2 separate regions of the Homo sapiens genome follow, and region 1 is linked to region 2. Evidence: chromatin loops called from intact Hi-C (ENCODE). Cell type or tissue: IMR-90. All regions are shown on one strand. Each heading gives the region's core, and the rest is flanking DNA. Links, peaks and the distances in the headings are about the cores only. Region 1 holds the start of LINC01139 (long intergenic non-protein coding RNA 1139). Region 2 overlaps LOC105373220 (a long non-coding RNA gene).

Evidence for each region. Hi-C counts contacts between places; a loop is a spot of excess contacts. Peaks named below come from ENCODE experiments on the same cell type or tissue, not always from the same donor. Only the 100,000 strongest peaks of a DNase experiment are listed, where the experiment ranks them.
Region 1: it touches region 2 in a loop (2.7-fold over the local background); 1 of 110 quality-filtered maps calls a loop at or near these places.

The regions. Positions count from the first base shown.
Region 1 is chr1:238,481,234-238,488,191 of GRCh38, reverse strand. LINC01139 (long intergenic non-protein coding RNA 1139) reads left to right here and starts at 2,175. Exons shown (of 2, transcript NR_015407.1): 1 at 2,175-2,407; 2 at 6,511-6,958. In IMR-90, for the core only: no CTCF peak of the experiment used is centred there; a DNase peak (open chromatin) is centred at 2,971; H3K27ac peaks cover 959 bases.
Region 2 is chr1:238,404,942-238,411,899 of GRCh38, reverse strand. The region is part of intron 3 of LOC105373220 (a long non-coding RNA gene); the gene reads right to left. Among named protein-coding and RNA genes, the nearest start is that of LINC01139, 78 kb to the left of the region's middle. In IMR-90, for the core only: no CTCF peak of the experiment used is centred there; a DNase peak (open chromatin) is centred at 2,569; H3K27ac peaks cover 266 bases.

The DNA.
Region 1 (6,958 bases), core at 1,247-5,246, 76 kb before region 2:
TGAATAGGAGAGTTACAAGGAGAAAGTTTGTTTCCCAATCTTGGGTAAATTTAGTCCCAAATAAAATTCTAATTGCAGGCAGATGTCCCAGAAAATACCAGTCTATACTGTCAGAAATTCCTATCTGCTATGATCTCAAAAAATACTTCAGAAATATTACTCATACGGCTTGAGATAAGCACTTCTTTGGAGCACCATCAGCTAGCAAATCATAAATAAGATACTAAATGAAGCTCTCAGTCAAGGAATCACAGGTTTCATAAGTGATATTTCAGCAAACACAGGATATGCATCAAAGTGTGATACCTATCTCAAGCTTCAGGGGTATGTATTAAAAACCATTTAAAATTATGTTCCTGATATTCCCTTCTGAATTTACTTTCCAAAGTATCAATGTTTGAGAGTATTTCCCAAGATTAAATTAATTCTCCAATGGTATTAAAGGGGGAATATCGTGTAAGGTCTACCTCATAGAAATTCAAACTTTGAAAGATTCTACAGAGTAGGGAAGTTATGAAATATTTGATGTGAAAATGGTTTTAAACAACTCAGCATGAAATTGACTTATAAGGTCTTTTTGGTCTTGGTAACTGTGAATTTGCTCACAAAGTCATCTTCCTAAAGTGCCAAACCCTTCTTCTACTCCGTATACCCCCTGCCCTGAGATAAAGAAAAATGAACACTAAACAACCACCCACCCAGTTTAATAATATTTTATCCAAGCAACTTTGTTTATCCAGTTATAATTGACCATTTCACACTTCAGTGTGTTTCACCTGAAGCTGAGAGTATTCAACAATAAAATGCAGTAAACAGTCCTGTAGGAAATGTTTCTAGAATCAAATCTGGTGACAACATGAACATTGCATGGGTATTAATGCAGAGTTTTTCATTTGCACACTGGTACGGTCCATAACGTTTCTACTGCAGGCACTTAGGCTACTAAGAATTACACATTTCCCCTACCCCCTACATTGCTACACTACAGAAATCAGTCCCTCACCGTCTTTTCTGCATTAATTTCCCGCTCCTAGTAAATAGAAAAAGTCTCCTGGTGGGTGAGTAGGAAAACTTAAAAATGAGTTTACATCTCTAGAAAAGAGCTCTGAACTTGTAGCCATCAACAGCATCTACCCAAGCCCAAGCCTAGGGAAAACATCTGCAGCCTTCTTACTATAGGAGTGATCAAGAGCTTTTCAGGGCCTGGGCCCAGATTTGGAGAAGGTTGTGTTAACTTGCCATAGAAGGGCAGGAAATTAAGGTGATCATCTTGACTTTAGAAGAGGAGGCATTCTGGGGACATGTCAGGGCAAGGAAGGAGAAGGAAATCAGAATGAATCCCAGCATAAACATCCTCCGACCAAAAATAAAATAAAAAAAATAAATGCCCCCAAAGAAACTGTCAACTGACTTTCTTTAAAAAATTATATTCACTTATAATTAAATAATTAAGTGCCAAAAATACATAAAGAGTTGTTTCAAACAAGGGAATGTGAAGGGAAGGAAGATTTGTCTTTACTAACTAATAGATAAGAGATCCTCAAAAGAAGCTGCTTAAAACAATTAAGCAGGGAAGGATTTTTAATAGGGTTTCAAGCCACGGAAACACCCTGAGGACAAGCAGCAGAGGCTCTGGGAATGGAAGCCACAATGATCCAAGAACGTGGCATTAAACTTTTCAGTAAAACAGGATTCTGGATGCCATAAGAATAAACAAAATGACATTTCTGCTGTTTCCTTAAGGAGGCTATTCCTCAAAGACTTAACACTAACAAGTCCAAGTAGAATTTTCCAGCTGGTATGAATGGATCATGGGGAAGCTGTTATGAGAGCAGGGAAATTCCAGATAGGTCAGGAAAACAAATTGTATAACAAGATATAGAGCTTAAAGAAAAAATATGCCATGACTGTATTCACTCTCTATCACCTCCCATTACCTCCCTGACAGGCAATCACCACTGGAATTTAATATTCTGGAATTCCTGTACATTTAGCCAGAGTATGAACTTTCACTAAAAAAAAAAAGGAAAAAGAAAAAAAGCATGCGAGACAGCCAGGTGGGAGCGGATCCCCAGAAAAACTCCAACCGGCCTGCACACTGGGGTGGAACCTCAGGAAGTTCATGCTGTTTGCAGCGGGGAGGAGCCTGGCCTCTCTTCTTTCTGTGTGGAACCTGGAATTCAAGCTGTGGGTGAGAAGCTCTCTAGCAGGGACTCTGACCTTATGGAGGATCGCTGTTTCCCCCATTTTTCCTTTTCACCCAAAAAAGTCCTGCTTCTCTCACCCTTCAAACAGCCTGTGAGCCTAAATTTTTGTGGCCATGGGACAGACAAGGACCCCGTCTTCAGCTGAACTAAGGAAAAGTCCTGCGACATCTTTGGTACGCACTGTGGAGGCTCTACAAACAGTGAGTGAAATGCATGCCAATAATTCTTTCCCTTCCCTCTCTCTCCTGAGCCCTCTCATCCTCCGGCTTCTGAGGGTAGAGGAAACCATGCCACCACCCCCTATTACTCCTAGGGTTAGGGGCCTTTTCACAGCCTTTTCTCCCTTTTTTGGAAGGAACGGGTGAGCAGCGGCTCCCCACCGCCCTCCCTTCCCTGCCGGGGCTGGGATACCTGGCTCAAGGCGTCATGAGTGGCTGGCGTTTTCTGCCACGCACTCATGGGATCTCCTCCTCCCTGCACCGGGGAGGCCAGCTCTGACCCACAGCAATTAAACTTGTCTCCCTGGTGGAGGAACCACTTGGGTAAGAGTAAGAGGTTCTTCCCCAGGCATTTTTAAACCCCTTTTTTTTTCTCCTCTTCACACCCAGTCAGCAGTGAACTTAGTCTCTGTAAAGCTTCAATTGTGGAAAAGGATTTGTAGGGCTAGTCTTGGGCCGTGGCCAATCCTGGTGTGCTTTGCATGTCTGTATGGTGTGTGCTGCAAGCCTCCATCTTGTTTTACATCCTGGGGGCGTGACCAGTAACTGCTTGGCAAGGTTTGTTGAGCAATCCTGCCTCAGAGGATGAGCCCTCTCTGGTTTGATATCTGCATGTTTTCCTAGCCCTGTCTCTTAAAGGGCCTCACCCAGCAACTGGATTTTCTAATGCCTGTGTGTGTGTGTGTATACTGTGTGTGCTGTCTTTAAAAAGATCTCTAATTAATTTGTCCTAAAGAAGACAAGCACTTGGATCAAGTATTTTTTAAGGGAAGTTAAAAGCTGTGGTACCTTTCAGTTCGCATGACTTTAATCTTTGAGAAATCAAAACAGCCCCTAAAGATTATTGGTAAAATGTAGGTAAGATGCAAGGTTTGCTAAGTGTTTCAAGGTTACAAACTGCTTTTTGGGTTTTGAAAACTGTCTGTCTCCTCTGCTTCACGGCTGGTAGGGCCTGGGGACATATGGAACTAATCACCTCCTTAACTAAGAAGGCAAACCTTGGCTACAGTTAGCACACAATTAAAACAATTTACCAGGTTTTAAATTATTGTTAAAAATTACTAGGAGTTACCATTATAACATGTAATTGAGACTACTGGAAATAGATTTGCATGCAAGGAGTGTAAGAACAGTGAAGTATGTTTTTTAGTAAAAGGTTATAAGAAGGCATGAAAATGTAAATTTTTGCCTAGGGTTAAAGGATTGTTTTGAATTAAATTATTAAAAAGCTGAGGGTTCAAAGAAGTGATGGAAGAATTGTGAAAATTAACCTTGCCGAAGAGGTTCTCTGTGTGAACATATTGACTAAATTCAAAAAACCGTATTATATGGTTTTTCTGTAAATTGAGCATTGAAATAAAAGCCTAACAAAGGTTTCCTATGGCATTAGCTGCTCTTTGGCAAAATCTGTAAAGGGTTATAAAAGGTTTTTGCTTCTTTACGTTTTCTGAGTCATCATTTTTGCAAAACAAATAATTTGTGGTAATCTGGAATTCTGTTTCATAATATCAAGTGTTTTAAACCTTGAACATTTAACAGCCTTCCCAAAATCAAACTTGAGCTTCAAAATTGTCTTCCCCGGCACCTGGCTTTTTGAGTAGTTTGACAGGGCCCCTGAAGTGTCCAGAGAAGAGAGGTAAACAGAATTATTTGACATGTTTAGGTACATGGGATTGCCAAAATGATGTTCAGTCTTCTTTAGGTTATATCTTGGTAAATAATGCTAATATATGTTCCAACATTGTATGAGATTTCTAAAATTCTAATGTCTAAGTATATGCTACCAATCATAATTAAGGTTAAGTTATTGCAAACCACAGAGATACCCAAACATTTTTGTCAGTTGTGTTTCTAACTGTCACTACCCTGGGCATTTTGCTATTCACAGACAATTGTTGTCTTGCTTTAATCCTTTTCAAAAGATGGTTTATAATAAGCTATAGAACTTTAGGTGGTGCTCTCAAATACAGGCTTCTGAAAGCTTTTGAGATTGTAACATTGAAATAAAGGAAAATTTATGGGGCTCATAAAGAGCTGAAATATTCACAAATACCAAGCAAAACGAGTTAACTAGATGGACTGAACTCAGGAAGCTGAAGCAAATCTTTTTGACTTTTGCTTGGAATATTGCTGATCCTTGTTTTGTTTTTCACAGTCAAGGAAACTTATTTTGAACTATTTACAGTCATTAATAAGGAAAGTATACACTCCTGTGATCAAAATTTGTAGCATGTTTGTTTCTCTCTGCCTGGTTCCTCTAGAATTTGGAAACTACCTGTGAGTATTCTTATGGCAATATAGTTGTTTGCATCAGTGCAATAAGAATCCATTTTTCTTTTGCAACAGAAAACAATTGGAAAAACTGGTTATTTTACCAAGGCTTTGACTGGAAGGGCATACTTCCCTTTACGGAGTCAATCTTGACTTGCAGAGCCAATAAAAGCCCCATGCGGAAGCTGTCCTCATACTCAGTCCCTGTATAGGGTTCCTGACCTGTGATCAGTAAAGAGTGTCACTTTCTAACAGGTCCAGGAGCTCCAAGTTTATCTTGGGACCGTAAGAGGAGAGGATGACCCAACTCACATGTATTTGAGAATAAACCCATGGCTAGGATGGCTTTAAAAGGTCTTATCTGAGATCCCTTGAGGAACAGAGTTCCATCAAAGCCAATCTAAAAGGCCTGTGTAGAAATAATTATTATGCAAATAATCAGGCCAAGTATAAGGCTAAAGTCTATTTTGCAAAACACTCGGTCTTATCATGGTTTTTTTTTCTTAACAAAAGTGAGGACTGGAGAGAAATTATGTTTCAAAAGTTATACATTTGTCATTAAATTCTAAACTCACTAGTTGTTTTTAAGTTTTTGCCTACATTTTTAGACTAACCCTGCTTATTCCTGTGAACCAACCAGCAATCCCCAGCTGCAGCTCAGAAAGAACAAGAGGGGTGTTATCTGGTAATGTAGAAATCTGGATCAATATTCTAGTTCTGAGCAATTATCCTGCAAATCCTGCCAGGTGATGGGAATAAATAGAATGTCCATCACTAGCAAGTTTCCTTTTTGGGAGAGTAAGACCAAGAGCCCTAACCAAAGCCAAGCACCACGCACCGAAACCCTAGCAGGCATAACCATAGCCACCAGTTATCTGGGTGTGTCACAAGACATCCTTTTCTCTCCCTTGTTGGAAGAGGACTCACTTCCACAGCTTTACCTTAGCATTCAGCTTATCATAAGGAGTCCATGCAATCCCAAGCTTTGGGTCAAACTGGATCTGAGGGATCCGGAGGCAGACAATAATGGAAGTTAAAAGGCACAGCACAAGTGAGTGTAGCTGATTCCTGCCCATTAAGCCAACCCAGGCTTCTTGTTTCATGGATAAAGGCCACGTTAATATCCATGGCATGAAAGAGGTCTAGGGAACTCCAAGGCTACTTACAGTAGGGGTGATAGAGGTATAGGTGAAAGCAGATAATTCCTATTCTCTAGGCCCCCCAGCTTCATGGGTGCAAGCCGCTTTGGTACTCATGGTGGCACTTGCCAAGTTCTCCAGAACTTGGGGATGCAAGGACAGCAGATGGAAAAAGGACGCTCTTCCATCACTCCCTGAAGTACCCCGGGTATCTGTTAGGAAGTGAAGGGAACCATGGATGCCTGCTCACCTTTCTAGATGGGTAGCCATTCATCTTCACTCTGTACCCCTTTCAAATGCATCCTGAATCCCTGGGACTCCTTTAAAAAATGCCTTCTCTTTTCCTTTCCCCTTCTCTGTCTTTTCTTCACAGATAGGTAATTGTGTCCCTGTACTATGGGACACTCATCTCAGATGCATCCTCCAAACTGGAAAGAGTTAATTTCCCAAACCTTGAACTGGTTGGCTTGAGATTAGGCTCAGGGGAAGGGAACACAGAAGCCCAGTGTGCCGGCAAAAGGGTGAAGTTTTTTTTTACCGGTCAAGCTTTTGGCCTCCTTCTCCCTTTGCAAACTGGTAAAAGGCCTCGGGATTTTTGAGCTCTCCTTACCCCTCCCCTTGTTTCATTCTGATACATGTTTTCTAATAACCTGGTTCGTCTGTTCTTGCCTTCAGGCCATCAAACTCCAACCAGTCACCCAACCAGAGCCTCTGAGGATGGCCCCTTCTGCGGGGAACCCTTACATGGGCCTCTGACTGATGCTTCCCCAAAACAGTGCCCCCTGTCATCAGGAAGCAGTTAACACTGGTCTTCATTCTTACGCTTATCCTTATTCTAACAGCAGTTATATGTACTTCTTTAGACGGGGGAATAAGACAGCCAGGTGGGAGGGGGTCTCTGGAAAACTCCATCTGGCCTGTGCACTAGGGTGGAACCTCAGGAAGTTGATGACATTTGTAGCTGGGAGCAGCCTGGCCCCTCCTCTTCCTGTGTGGAACCTGAAATTCCACCGGCTTGGCAGGAAGCGCTCTAGCAGGGACTCCGGCTTTGCAGAGCATCCCTGTTTCCCCGTTTTTCCCTTTTCACCCAATAAAACCCTGCTTCACTCACCCTTCAAACCAT
Region 2 (6,958 bases), core at 993-4,992:
TAGTGTCAAGAGCAGTTATGTAATGGGCCCAAGGTCACTTAATCGGTAAATGGTGGTCTGTGTTAAACACTCTACTTCAGTGCCTCCCTCAACAAACTGATTTGCGGTTCATCATTTTAAGTATTATGACAGTAACTGAAGGGTGAGCAAGTATGCATGAAGCAAATCTTTAGGAGGATTGACAGTAAATATCTGTCAGTGTATCTCTAGATGACTAGGTGAAGGTTTTGATGAACAGATACAGGACTTCAGTATAACTATCCCGACCTGAATATGCATGCATGATGAGACTGTCCATTCAGAATATTCGATGCTATCAAGCAATTAATGGTTATTTGATATCTTAAAAGGATGTATTTGCTAACTGAGAGAATGAGAAACAAACGGTTAACCAGTTGCATGGAAGTTGTATTTCTCATGGTAATTTAGGGAATTTTATACATGTTTTGTTGTTTATGAGTTTTATTAATATGTATGCATCCTCTAAGCATCTTTAGGTTAGTTTAATGGAATTCCTAGCACTAAAAGTCTGAAAATATCATTTCCACAATAGTAAGATGTCTGGTGTGAACTTATATGAGGAAGCCCGCTAATGTTACCCTGTATTTCACATTATCTGTCACAAGTTATGAGTGCCATTCCGTTCTTTCCATCAGTAGTAATTGTGAGAGAACCAATGCTCTTTCAAGGGTTCAAAATAAAATTTTCCATTTTTTACCATCTTCACTGAACTAAAATAGAATGGGTTTTTAATAGAGCAATAATTAAACAGAACAAACTGGAAAACTGGCTTATGGTAGCATACCCAACTGATATTGTTGTCCATCAAGGACCCCATCGTCATGTTTCCTTTTGTTAATATGTGTGTGTATGTAGAATTTCTACCTTGAACCAGAGTGTTGTGTGCCTCAAACATTATACTTTTTTTTTTTTTTTTTTGACGGAGTCTCACTCTGTCACCCAGGCTGGAGTGCAGTGGCGCAAACTTGGCTCACTGCAACCCCAGGTTCAAGCAATTCTTCTGCCTCAGCTTCCTGAGTAGCTGGGACTACAGGCACGTGCCACCACGCCAGCTAATTTTTGTATTTTTAGTAGAGACAGGGTTTTACCGTATTGGTCAGGCTGGTCTTGAACTCCTGACCTCGTGATCTACCCGCCTCGGCCACCCAAAGTGCTGGGATTACAGGTGTGAGCCACCGCACCAGGCCATTGTACCTCTTAAAAAGAAAATATTTATAGAAGAACCAAATGAACTAATTAACATTCTCCAGGTTATTGTGACTTAGGAATTAAAGATAAAATATTCAGTACTCTGAGAAAAAAAAAAAAAACTTACTAGAGTTCAATTGCTTTCTCCTCAATAAATGTGCAAATACAAATGTGTTGTTGTTTTTTCTCATTAGGTAAAACATTTGCCTAGAATACCTTAAAAGTTGCATTAATTGCTTTGGACTCTCAACAATCCAAAAGGAAGCAAACAATGGGTTTACTAAAGTCCTCACATTTAATATAGTGCTTGGGGGAAAATAATCGGTGCCATTTTAAACACAGAAGCACACTTCTCTGTTGCACTAGTTTGTATTTCTCTGGGGTAGGATCTGCAACTAATTCTTCTCCCTCTCCCCCGGCCGGTAGCTTGCACTGTGCTTTCCTTAAGAAAGTTATTAAATCAACATCTCTCAACAGATTGTTTGGCATGACTGCAGGAAGGTCTCATTCATCACTGTGGTCTGTATTACATAAGACATCTGGAGTTGATGATACTTATTCACACTCCCATAACTTCACAGCTAGCTTGAACCACATCATGAATTAATAAAGGATCCTGAGTCTCCTAGAGCAATAGATATTCAAGGCTTTCTAATTAGAATAATATTTATAAAGTTCCCACGCGAGTACGTGCAATAGGCATAAAACAGAATGTATTGAGGCAATTCTTAGTCCTTGGGGAGTAACATTTTAGCACAACATGCTTTAACTTACCAAAGGACAACAATACAACCAAGACAATTCTGTAAATTGTGATTGAAAAATACCTTTCTGTTGCCAAAGTTACAAATTCACTTTCCAACCTTTTTAAAAGAATGGCATGGATCAGCTTTAAGCCTGCTCTATGATCTTTGCATCTTGTAGCTCCACTTGAATTAATATTCCAGCAGTGGGAGTAGTGGATTCACAGGAAGGAAAAGCAGAAATGATTTCATTGCCACTAAATGGGTGACCTCAGAAACTGAAATGAGTCACCCACCTATGGCAGTCCCTGAGTGGCTGTGACATCCAAGTTGTGTAATCGTCCAGTGGGATCTTCCTGCCCACTGCAAAGACAAAACCAGTTCACTGAGACCATGGCACTGCAGTGAAGAAAGAGTATAATTGAGGCAAGGCCAGCAATACCACTTGGGAGACAGTTATTTACTTGAATCAATTTCTCACAGAAGGCTCAGGAGGTTAGGGTTTCTCAAGGATATTTTGGTGGTCAAGGCTAGGGAATGGGGAATGTTGTGTGGCTGGGAATGAAATCATAGAGGTGTGGAAAACAGTCCACACTGGCTGACTCAGCCTCCGGGTGGGAGCCACAGGAATGATTGAATCATGAATCCTTGGCCTGGGTAGAGTCAGCTGGTCATCAGAAATGCAAAAAGTCTGAAAAGACCTCTCAAAAGGCCAATGTATATTCTACAATAGTGACGTTATCTACAGGAGTAACTGGGGAAGTTACACATCTTGTGACTTCCAGAACAATGGCTGGTTATCATTTAACTACACCTACATCTTAGAAGAATTCAGGCCCCTCTCCTAATATTAACCTTGCGGACTTTTATTAGTTTTACAAAACTGATTTAGCTTTGGGAAGGGCTATCATCATCCTTGCTTTAAGGTTAAACTATAAACTAAATTACTCCCAAAGTCAGCTTGGTCCATGTCCAGGAATAACCATGAACAGCTTGGGAGTAAGAAGCAACATGGAGTCAACTATGTCAGATTTTTCTCACTGTCATAATTTTGCAAAGGTGGTTTCAGTTGAGGGAGATAGGAACCATCATCTTCCTTCAAAGAGCTTTACTGGCTACTGGTTCCAGATCCTAAAATCTGCTCCGTGGAACAGTTGCGTTGTTGTAATTGCTGTTTTTATTAACACAAGTGTAACTGGCTATGTCAAACTACACTTGGCATTTAATAAAGTTAATGGATGTCAATAAAATTGGCATTAAATGAATATCATTTCATATTCAACACTATGTGTCTTATGAAAGCTAGAGTTCTCTTTTTTTTTTTTTTTTTTTTAATTTTGAGATAGAGTCTTGCTCTGTCACCCAGGCTGGAGTGCAGTGGCTCATTCTCGGCTCACTGCAACCTCCCTCTCCCGGGTTCAAGCGATTCTTGTGCCTCAGCATCCCAAGTGGCTGGGATTACAGGTGCGTGCCATCATGCCTGGCTACTTTTTGTATTTTTAGTAGAGATGTGGTTTCACCATGTTGGCCAGCCTGGTATCAAACTCCTAACCTAAAGTTATCCACCCACCTCGGCCTCCCAAAGTCCTGGGATTACAGGTGTGAGCCACCGTGCCTGGCTTAGAGTTATTTCTAAGTGATAGAGACCAAGGCTATGATTAGATGTTTCAGGGTATTGAGAAGAGTATACAACCTAGAGTTATTTCTAAGTTGTATACTCTTCTCAATACCCTGAAACATCTTCTAATCATAGCCTTGATCTCTATCACAGACTACATGAAGCATCTGGCTGTTGTGTTTGGATTTGACTTGCTTCTTCTTTCCTGAGCCACATTAAAAAATAACTATCAGATATTTTTCTTTCTTTTCCAAAACTAGGCTCTTCGCTCTTTCTAGTCTCTTGCCTAATTTATGCTTTTAGGGTTTACAAATTTCTTATTTGTGTACCTCACTCCATCCTCTTTCTTCTGTCTGAAATGCTTTTTCACGCTTTATTTTCTCTTCCCTTTTGTTAGACTCCTGCCCATTTAGTGAGATGTTCCACCACTGTTAGCAAAGATACCTGTCTCTTCCTCTTTCTTCACCCCAATGCCCAAGGAGTGACACTCTCTAAAAGATAGTGACACTTCTCTCCTTCCTCAAGATTCCCCAGGGCATTACAAATATCCTTAATCAAACTTACCACAATCTGCCTTCTACCAGAGCCCTGTTTGTCCTTGTCCAAATTTTTTTTTTATTTTTATTTTTTGAGATGGAATCTCGCTCTGTCGCCCAGGCTGGAGTGCAGTGGCGCGATCTCGGCTCACTGCAAGCTCTGCCTCCCGGGTTCACGCCGTTCTCCTGCCTCAGCCTCCCGAGTAGCTGGGATTACAGGCGCCCACCACCACGCCTGGCTAATTTTTTGTATTTTTAGTAGAGATGGGGTTTCACCGTGTTAGCCAGGGTGGTCTCGATCTCCTGACCTCGTGATCTGCCTGCCTCGGCCTCCCAAAGTGCTGGGATTACAGGCGTGAGCCACTGCGCCTGGCCTTGTCCAAATTTTTTTAACCTTCATATGGAAAGGTTATTGATTATAAATTCTCTTGAGGAATGTACTGTGCTACACACATTATCAAAATAGAAATTATTAACTTGAATTGTTCTTTCCAACTTGGATTTGGACACATTATATATAACCTATGAAGCCACTCAAAAGCATAAACCTTAATGTAATATTGTTTGAAGTATTACAGTTTGGAAGAGGACAGGCTCTGGACTCAGATACACTTTTGGTTTGAATTCAACTTGGTTTTTTTGATTGCTCTGTGATCTTTGGCAAGTTATTTAACCATTATAAACCTAATTTACTTCATTGGTAAAATAACAGTAATAATATTATACTCAACACTAAGCTGTCTTGAGGATTAAATGGAATAATATATGTAAAGTATTATTACTACCACTAGATGAAGTTATTAGTTACTAGATAGTTGGTATTCATTATCATTTGACTGATTAACACTTCAAATATTTCTCAAAAATTCTACAAGGTGAATGACGTGTTTCTCACCTTTCATATTTTAATCAATATGTATGGCATTAGCTTGGGTAATAATAAAGAGAGAAAAGCTTATTGCTCACTGTTACAGGCTTACACTGTGAAAGTGAAAACTTGAAAGTGATAACTGAGAGGTAAACAAATTAGAAAAAAGAAAAAATGAGGCTGCAGGTTGAAATGTGCATCCTGTTCCCACTTTGATAAGCGTGGTGGAATTTTAAAATGTTGTAATATAACTCACAGATATCTACTTATTCAATCTGCACACACCGTGCTAGGAACTGTGGGGTTGCAAAAGTAAGACATCACATCTGCTCTTCAAGACTAGACAGGTCCTGTGTAATTTGCTGCCTTCCAGTGTTCAAGATCTTTACTTATATAAATTAGAGCATTACAAGGAGGTAAGCAGACAATAAAGGTGAATAGAACAAAGAGCTAGAACTGGCAAATTTAAATAGAAGTGAGTTTTTGCTAAGTTTATGTATCACATACATTTTAGTGAGATAGGGCTGAGGAGGGAGGAACTAAATTGTTTCTGAAACAAGACCATTTGTAAGAGTATCTGAATGGAAACCACAGATGAAATTACCCAGAAACACACCAAGCAACTTGCTTCTATTTACAGCTAGAAACAATGGTGTTCACAATTCTATCTCTCGGAACATTTGTTGAATTATACAAATGAGACAGCTGTAGTGCACTGGCCTATAAGACAATGGGTACAGAGAAGGCAGCCAGGGTTAGAAACAATCAATGCAATTAAAGGGAGGTCAAAGATTTGTGTCAAAAAAGAACAGGGAACAACAAGAATTTGCCTAAAAATAGTGAGAACCTCCTATTAGTAGCTATATATAATGCAGCAGATTATATTCATGTCTACTATATAATGCAGCAGATTACATCCTGTAATCAAAGTCATAGGAAAATTCATAACTGGGAATGACTTGAGTAATAGCAGATAGAAACATCTGAGAAAATATGAAAGGAATGGAAATATAAATAGTGAGGGAACCAGAGATGTATTGCAATACTGCTTTAAGGGACTATGGTAGATTCTTGTCTATTTAACACCTGCTCCCAAATCATACTGAGTTCACCCCAGTCCTTTACGCATCCTGACTCTAATAGTGCTTCTCAGCGTTATTCCTTTTTGTATTGCCTGATTCCATACATTTCCAGGAAAAGTTAATAGGTTATTCTTTAGCTAAAACAAAAAGCATTCAAATTGTAGTGTTCAGTTGGTTTAAAACCAAATAAGCATGCAAATCCAAAGGCTTAGCTTACAACTAATCATTTTGAATATGATCATGAATACAATACTGTTAGACGTCTACCAGAATATTCAGTTTGTGATGTTGTATGTGGACATAAAAAGCAGTAACCCCCATACATTATATGTTCTAATGCCAGTGAATAATTCAATGTAGTACTCAATAATCTTTCATGAATCAATCATAAATGCTGAGAAAGAAAGAAATGAAAAAAATCTGAGTTATTTGTATTTGTAGGACTCTTTTTTCTTTTATTATCAACCAGTGGACAAAAAGTTTAGGGGAGTTTTTTTTTTACAAATTTCATAAAGCAAAAATTTAGCATTATTTTTATTGAATTATGCAGTAGCACGGATTTAGAATGATAGCACTGAGGTCTGACTAATCTTAAGCAACTTGCTTAATCCCTTTAAAGTATAACATTTATATGTGAAATGGAGATACATTTGCATAATGTAGGTTGCAGCTTTGTTATGAGAATAGAATAAGCTCATGTTGTAAAAATGTTAACAAATCAGAGAGTACACCATAAGAAGATGTGAAGAAAAGATACAAAATTTTTTGGAGTCGTTCCTACAGCAAATATTTATTGAGAACTGTTCTGTGTTGCATAATAGTCTTAGACTTGATAGATAAACTAATGAACAAAATAGATGAAAATCTCTACACTCAAAGATCTTAGGTTCTGGAGGATGAAA